Linked DNA regions of Homo sapiens: region 1 is linked to region 2. A link is an interaction called in ENCODE POLR2A ChIA-PET data of the cell type or tissue named here. Cell type or tissue: OCI-LY7. All regions are shown on one strand. Each heading gives the region's core, and the rest is flanking DNA. Links, peaks and the distances in the headings are about the cores only. Region 1 overlaps B3GLCT (beta 3-glucosyltransferase). Region 2 overlaps B3GLCT (beta 3-glucosyltransferase).

Region 1 (4,399 bases), core at 309-4,308, 79 kb after region 2:
GTGAAAATATTTGTGTCAAGATGATAGAACAATGAGATATATGCTTTAAAAATCCTTCAATTAAAACATAGCTAAGTTTTTTAAACATTGAAGGAAAATGAATGCACCTCAAAAATTTACTTCCAAACAAGTATTATACTTCCTAGTTATAGGATATATATATAATGTAATATCAACAGCTATTAACTGAGAAAAGGCTTCCTTTGATACCTTGACGGTAACCTCAGCAGAAAGGCTACAAAAGCACTTTCCTGGGAGAGATTAGAAGACAAGCTTATTAATAATTTCTGCCACAACATAAAATGTGGGAGGCAAAGGTTTAGGTAGTGCAAACAAGGAATCACATCCTAGATTGAAATAAACTCTATGGATTATCAGTAGATTAAAGTCATTCATAGCTCCATTATATTTGTTTAGTAAATCATATACTAGATTTCATATTTGCTTCAGTTTGTGAACACAAGATCAGTCAAATTTTCTGTCTCTCTGTATCTCCATATAACAACATTTCAAAAGCTAGCATGCCTTGTTAATAACACTCTCCAAAGGTGAGTACTCAAAAATACAAAGTAGGTGCTACTTTGGCACTCAGAAACCTGCTCTTGATTAACTCTTGATTAAGCCAAAGTCATCTTAATTGTAAATAAATTTTAATCTACTAATCCCCAAAAATGCCCAAGAGCTTTTATTCTTGTCATATACATATACACACATATATACACATATATATATATGAATGCACACAGAGACCCAAACAGATGTAATATTACACTTAGATGTAGTAGCACCTTAAAGGTAATTATCAAAAAGGGTGCAATAAAATTTTCTATCAAATGATCTTATCTCAGTTCCTACCACTTAGGATTATAATAATTTATGTTCCATCTATCGCCATCATAAGATTTAGATCTCCTTAAAGGTAGTGTCACTAAATGATACCATTTTTAGATTCAAAGCAAGTTTTTATTTTTATTTTTGGAGACAGAGTTTCGCTCTTGTCACCCAGGCTGTAGTGCAATGGCGCAATCTCGGCTCACTGCAACCTCTGCCTCCCAGGTTCAAGTGATTCTCTTGCCTCAGCCTCCCGAGTAGCTGGGATTACAGGGGTGCACCACCACGCCTGGCTAATTTTTGTGTTATTAATAGAGACAGGGTTTCACCATGTTGGCCAGGCTGGTCTCGAACTCCTGATTTCAGGTGATCCACCCGCCTCGGCCTCCCAAAGTGCTGGGATTACAGGCATGAGCCACCGTGCCCAGTCTCAAAGCAAGTTTTTAAATAAGTAACTGGCTGAATAACTAAGAAATAGTTTTCAAATTAAAATTCAAGGGGAAAATAAGAAAATGTTATATCAACATTACCAAGAGCTGTCTGGAATAAAGACATAGTAAAGGCATTCATGCATGCAACAACTGTCGTCAATCTAAATGATGCCTAATCATGCTACTATTTCAAACCTAAAAGGTAATTCAAAATTCTCTCGATAATGAGATAATGCCGTAACAGGCAGGCATAAAGGAGCTAAAAATACAAATGATCAAATATGGATAAATGACAGAAAAGGGAAAGAAAATGAAAAGGTCGCTTGCAGTAATTTAAACTTTCATGTCAACTCTATTTATCTCTTTGAATTAAAGTCTGCCTTTATCAGCATCCACTGGTATCATAATCACTTTGAAGACAGGAAGCCTACTGAACTTTCAGTCGGTACTTCCTTGGAACATATTTGTTATCAAGGCATGAATTCATATTTAAAGCAGCTAATAATTATTGAGAGCAAACAAATTTAAAACCAACATTCTAATTCATTAGTTGGTTCTTATACATATTCATCATCCTCATTTGGGAAAGGGGTTTGATTCCAATATCACAGCTGAGTATTCTCACAATATTTTTAGAATGGAGAAGGGTCATTATTCTTGACATGGAGGGGAAATCATTAAAAATTTATATGTAGAAATATTAATAGTATGAATGAAAAAGCTAACATTTGAACATGGATTAAAATAGATGAATATATAAAATATCATAAATAACCTTAATTATTCAGCAGATTTGGTTTTGAACCATTTTAGTTTTTCTGCATGTCTGGAAATAATTCAACAATTAAACTACATGGTGCTGGTCTTTCCCTTGTCAACAGACTATTTGCCAGTATTTGTCATTTGTCCTTAATTTAACCTCTAAACCTAGAAGTACATGGGTTTATGGTCTCATTCAGTTTTATTATTCAGACTACATGCTAAACTAGAAAGTAAGATCAGCATTAGGCAAAGGTTCTAAAAAACTGAACTTTTAAGACTGATTCCATTTCAACTGTTTGTCTAAATTCCAACTATTACATCATTCTGAGGCACTGAACTGAGCTTTTAGAACAACAAATAAATTATGGTGAAAATTAACATCTGTTTATTGTTACAATTTCTTCTGTAAGAGGTACGTATGTCTTATGAGGATAACAGAGATCTGTAATATGCTATTTGCAACATGTATCAGACAGATTTACTAGCCTTTAGAAATCCAGTATTCATTTATGGCCCCCAGCAGATTATATGTGATGTTATAATAACATACCTTCTAGGAATCTGAGTCTATATTACAAAAAAAAGAAAAGATTTTTCTAGATACCTGTCTTAATCATTAAATGTCCTTTCCTAACAAGATAAAATATTACCTCATTATTTAGAAATTTTTATTTTTATGAACAATTTACTTTGAAAAGCATTACTCCGTCCATTTTATAGCTCATATAAATCTATTTTAACTAATAATTCATTCACTCACAAAAGGCTGTAAAGCTCAGTATTTAAGGATCTGATTTTTGGAGCCAAATTCCTTTGAATCCTGGCTCTATTTCTTCTGAGCCATGCAACTCGAGTGAGTTTCTTATCCTAGTTGTGGCTCTGCCACCTCATTCTCTCATGTGAGATGACAACAGCAAAGGGGAGCAAGTGAGTTAATACATGCCAGGCACTTGGCATGTGGTAAGCATGTGATGACTATTAACAATATCAATTTTGCAATAATTTTTAGCAACTACTATGTACCAGGTACTGTTCTAGGAATACAGTAAACAGCTGTGATAAGACAGGCAGAGTCCCTGCCCTATTGGATCTCATGTTCTCATGAGGGAGACAGGCAACAAGCAAATAAATCTACAATATAATGTGTCAGGGATAGAAGCCATAAGAACAGAGCTATATGAAGAGACAGACTGAATAGCACACTGTTTACCTATCAACATGGCTCTGCTGCACGAGGGATCATGGCCCCACCTGCAAGTCAGGAGGCAGCAAGGCAGAGAGAATAGGCTTTGGATCCCCTCAGAACTGAGGTATAGGACTGACTCCACTATTTTATTAATCTCTCTAAGCCTCAGTTTCCTCTCTGCAAAACGGCAAGAATAACAGCAACTAATTCATAGAGTTAAATGAGCTGATGCTTGAAAACAGCATAGCATAGTGTACCAATATGAGCACTAAATTAAATAACAATGATTATGAGCACTCAAAAAAAGCTACAATAACTACTGTCGTTTCCAACTCTCTCTACTCCAAACCCTGGGCCCATAAACTAGATGTCTCACTAATCCCTCAAACTCCACCTTTCCAAAAATGAACTCATCATCTTAGCTGAGAGTAGCTCATCCTCTTTTCTTCATCCATTCCCTAATATCCAGTGACACCCACGATGTATTGCCGCCTTCAGTGACAGTCCTCAAGCTGCCCAAGATGGGAGTCTACCAAACTTATACTACATTTCTTCAAGGCTTAGTTCAAATGCCATAAAAAAGCCTTTACTGGCATGTCCAGATGGGGTCACAGCTTTCCTTGCCTATGTTCTCAGGGGGCCATGTTTGTACTGATTCATACAGCAACTCAACCAGTGGAATGACCTGCTCCCCCAACTAGAATGAGCCTCCTGGAGGGCAGGTGCCATTTCCGCAATAGGCACTGGGCATGGCACAGTCTACAGTGACCTACACCCTGGAGAGGCCATCCCTGCTGGGCATCACACACCACTGGCACCATGTTCATGGAGCCCCCACCTCCTCTGCACACTTGCATGTGCTGGCTTTGCACTTGGCCTCCACTGTCACCACTAGACACCCAGAGGAGGGAGGTCTAAAGCTACCTGATTCTTGGGGTCTCCAGCTCCATACTCATCCAACATGCCATGCTGGAAGGGAGGCCCACCCTCCCCTGAGCTTGGGAAGCCCGAGCACCTGGCCTCCGTCTGCCTTAATGGGCTGAGCCCCAGCTCCCTCCAGACACAGGGTGTAGACTTCTCCAGGAAGCAAAGGGGTTCAAATGCTGGGCAACCAAAGAGAGACAAAGGGTCATGACACAGCCTTCCAAATGGTGTGAAGATTTCATTACTGTTGAGCAACTTGGCCTTG
Region 2 (4,399 bases), core at 306-4,305:
TGCTACCAATCCTTTTAACTAAAAAGATAAACCAAAAAACAGCTTTTCCCTGGTCCTACATGGCGAGGATCCTGGTCAAACGCCACTTGGTTTTCGAGACGTTTTTGCCTCCCATCTTCATGACGTACATGAGACAGTGTGTACATCAAACAGGGTAACAGTCCTGGTTAAGGACATTCCCCTGGAGCCTGTCAACACAGTTCTTAGTCTGTTTCCCGAATATGTGAAGAGAAAGAAGTCAAATCCTTAAGTGAGAAGAATCTGTCCCTCACCTGCCATGAGGGAAGAATAAAAACCATTTCCTCACCTGATGGAAGAGAGGGCTGTGTGTCACAGGGATTCCCAAGCCACTAAAGCACATTCCCAGGACCATATCATCGGGAGCATCATTGCTGTAGCATCGACATTTACTGGCGAGAAGTCTCCTGACGGCTTCTCTGCTGAAGACCATTCTAGTGGGAGCCAGAGCAGAGAAAGGGGTTAGAGAAGCTCCACAGACACCGCTGCTGCACAAATGGGCCCCGGGAAACAGGACTTTACTCCTGCAGACTGAGAGGCAATAGTAGCTTTCTCTAGTTACTGAGCTCTAGGTAAAACCCTACCTGTTCTCTTTTAGTCTTCTGGCCCTTTCCAACACTTTTGTACCAAGTTCCCAAAATAATTTCTCTTCGTTTTAAAATACAGATTGGTTTCTTGTTTTCATTCTGATCCTAAGGTAGAAATGAATCTTTTCATACCATAAAAAGCTCAATAACTGAAAGGGCCGAAGGAAACAATATGGTTCATAAGTTCAGTCTCAATCATCAAAGACTTTCTTTAAGGCAAAACTATTTAAAATTCATCCATATAGTCCCACTGCCACATATAGGGCCTTGCCCACAGCACTCAATGGAAGTTTGATGCATCAAACAAGTGAGAACAAAGTCGCCTTTACAAAGACCTTCTTCCTGGGGGAGGAAACATTCTATGAATCAGTCTAGGAGGAAGGAAAAAAGGACAAAGAGCTTGAATCCCTGAATCAAAAATACTGATTCCACATGCTGGGCTCAATTCAGCAGTTTTACCTAATGCTAGTGGCCAACCCCCTCCTCCGTCCCCTGCAACAGTGCAGAACTCCCTCCCTGCCCTTGACTAGACAAGAGAATTTCTTTACTTAAGATGTTGTAACAAAATAGGAAGGTATAAAAAGAAAGTTCCTGTCAACTACAGAGAAAGGAAAACTGCAAGTCTGAAAACCCACCATAAATTGCCTTTCTCTTAGAAAGCCTGCTGTCCACAGTGAAACCTCCCTGGCCACATTTTTTGTGGCTGAGTGGAACTCCTACACCCAATCGGCCACGTTGGGCTCAAGCTACTGACTCCGGGAAAAGAGCACACATGAGAAGATGTGTTGACAGTAAATAGTAAAAATGCTTTTTTTCTTTTGTCAGCATCTAGTAAAATGAGAAAAAATGAGAAAGACTTTCATTTTTTTGATCCGCTCTCTGAAAAACTAACTTTATAGGAAGATGAAACGTGAGCATGAAATTTTAATATGTAATTATTTTATACTTTTGCCTACTCACACAGTCTTACATTAATTATTTGCATAAACTAAGTGAATATGAGCCGTTAATAACACTTGTTTATTAGCATGCTGATGAGTTCTTTCCAAATAAGGTTGCTCCCCAAAATGGAAAACTACCAGTCATATCATCGTGGGAAAGAACACTTGTCTGCTCTGGCCACCAACTATTAAACATTAAAAAGATGTTGAAAGGCTACAGGATTATTTTATTTCCTTCAATATACAATATACAAATGTTTAAAATAAGAAAAACTGAAATGGGAGTCTGGGACTTGCCCAAGAACACAGTGCAGATCAAGACGATGTAGGAAGGGAACATGCATGAGAAACATGCCTGCCCTTCCTGGCCTTCAGCCAATAAATAGGTCATGGCAGTCTCTCTGGGTAACACTGCCTGCGGCCTCTTCCGAGGACATTGCCCAACATCTTATTCTGGTGTAGTCATTTGCTCCCAAGGCTGCCAAAAAGGCTGATGATAGATAGCCTAAGCACAGCTTCCTACCTAAATGCACATATGTAAATAAGTATTTTCAAAAAGAAATGGTCAAAACATCACATGTTCTCACCTATAAGTAGGAGCTAAGTTATGAGGATGCAAAGGCATAAGAATGATACAATGAACTTTGGGAACTCGGAAGAGGGGTGGGGATGAGGGATAAAAGACTACACACTGGACACAGCGTACACTACTTGGGTGACAGGTGCACCAAAATATCAGAAATCACCACTAAAGAACTCATTCATATAACCAAACACCTCCTGCCCCTCAAAAGCCTGTTGAAATAATAAAAAAAAAATGGTCATTCAATTTATTTTCTCCAAGTACCAAAACTTTCATGGAGTAAGCAACAAAGTGAAAAACAGACACTTGGATTCAAATAGTACAAAGGTCTCATGCTCCAAACAACGCAAAATACCTACACAGAAACCACAGGAACCTACATGTCTGACTCGGCTCTGTCAAAACATCCTTACCTAAGATGGATGGTTTAAGGTAGTGGTTTTCAAAAACTTACTGGACTGTGACCCGCCATCAGAAAACAAGAAATTAATTTCACATTGCAACCATTTATATGTTTCATGTGTGAGTGTGCATGGGTATGTATAAAGCTGAAACAAAAATGTCACAAACAATACTTACCCTTATGACATGGAATGCACTCTGATATTTTCCATTTTATTCTATTCCACTCAATAGTTCATTAATTTAAAATGCTAGTCATGGTCCATGAATTGGTTTTACAAGCCACTGATTCTGACTTGCTGTTAAAAGGCATATTGGTTCTCAAGCTAGAGCATCAGAAAATTCTGCTGTAATACTAGAGAAACTATTCAACATTATGTCTTACAGCTTTTATCAAAGGTTGATGTAAGAGACAATCTCATGACGAATGTTCCTGCATCTTTGTAAAAGCGCTATTAAAGACAGAACATCACATTGGTCAATGTTAGCTATATAAAGATCAGTGCCTTGTGTTCATGGATTTGTTTATTCATTTATTCACTGTACCTTGAAAAACATGAGTCCCTATGCTAAGAAGCGAGGAAATAACGAGAAATGAAACACACAGGTGTTGCCTTCAAATAATGCATAATTTAAGTGGAAAATAGAAAAGTAAATAGGCAATTAAATGATAATGGTTTGCATAATATGCTATGAAAGTACATTAGAAATGCATTAAACCCAGATTTGAGAGGCTAGATTGGGCTAAAGGCATTCAAGAGTAAATGGTGATAGCTATGGTGAGTCCAAAAGAACAAGGAGGAACTAGACAGGCAGAAAGTTGGGGAAACAATGGTATGCAGAGACCAGCGAATGTCGTATCTTGGGAGGAGAGGAAAAAAATAGTGCTTCAGAGAAACTGAAACAAGTTCAGCAAGAGTTCTTTAAGATAAGGGTGTAGATGGATGAGGCTAGAAAGGTAAAACAGCATCTGCCAAGATCATGAGAGGTCTTATAAGCCTTGGAGTGCAGACTTGATCCTAAAGGCAATGGGAGAAGTTCTACTGCCAGTTAGGATATCAGAAGATGCAAAAGACTTTCATGCCATGGTAACACTCAAATAAAAATATTCAAATAACAGGAAAATCATATGTAATTATGAAATTGAAGAGAGGTGAATGACACGAAGCCTAGATGAATGAATTTCTAGAGAGAAAAATCCTTGCTAGGGGAGTAGCAAGACAGCCATGGCAGCTTTCAGCGGCAAACTGGGCCTGGTAAGTGGGTAGAAGACAAAACTTTTCTTGGGCTTTCGGGCCCAAAGCAGTGGCCTCAGCAACACCCAGGGAGGCTGGTAATCAGGCAAACTAGAGAAGATTAAATTGAGGACTCATCCCAGATCAACTTGACTCTTGTTAAAATCTAAATGATCATCTCTTTGTCTTAGATGTCAAAAGTAGAAAAAGGTTCACACTCTTGGAGAAAAGACAATGAGAAGCCACTGAGGGCCTCTGAGCAGAGGGGAGACAGGACCAGATCTGCTTTTAGAAAGGTCCCTTTGACTACAGTGTGGACAACAGCATGGAGTGGAGTTTAAGACCAAAAAGTAGGGGGAACAGGAGGCTGTGGCAGGAGCTCATATAGGATATGACAGTGACCTGGCTGAGATTACTGGAGGTAGAGAGAAGTATTGATGGAAGAGAGATTTAGGAAATAAAATGGACAGGACTGGGTGATTCAGTTGATTGCAGGGAGTGGGGAAAGAAGGAAAGAAAGGGTGAGAGCTGACTCACAGACTCCTGGGATAAGAACTCATATATGCCAATGTTTTCCCTGAGAGGGGGACATTGGAAGAACAAATCAGGGGTTACGGTCAGAAATGACAAGGT

Evidence for each region. ChIA-PET counts read pairs that join two places held together with the same protein. Peaks named below come from ENCODE experiments on the same cell type or tissue, not always from the same donor. Only the 100,000 strongest peaks of a DNase experiment are listed, where the experiment ranks them.
Region 1: POLR2A ChIA-PET joins it to region 2 with 6 read pairs; 2 of 35 experiments call an interaction of 5 or more read pairs at or near these places.

What each region holds. Positions count from the first base shown.
Region 1 is chr13:31,241,072-31,245,470 of GRCh38, reverse strand. The region is part of intron 4 of B3GLCT (beta 3-glucosyltransferase); the gene reads right to left. Among named protein-coding and RNA genes, the nearest start is that of B3GLCT, 43 kb to the right of the region's middle. In OCI-LY7, for the core only: no CTCF peak of the experiment used is centred there; no DNase peak of the experiment used is centred there.
Region 2 is chr13:31,319,804-31,324,202 of GRCh38, reverse strand. B3GLCT (beta 3-glucosyltransferase) reads right to left here. Exons shown (of 15, transcript NM_194318.4): 14 at 308-452. Among named protein-coding and RNA genes, the nearest start is that of B3GLCT, 120 kb to the right of the region's middle. In OCI-LY7, for the core only: no CTCF peak of the experiment used is centred there; DNase peaks (open chromatin) are centred at 2,012, 2,532, 3,082 and 3,402; H3K4me3 peaks cover 3,044 bases; H3K27ac peaks cover 4,000 bases.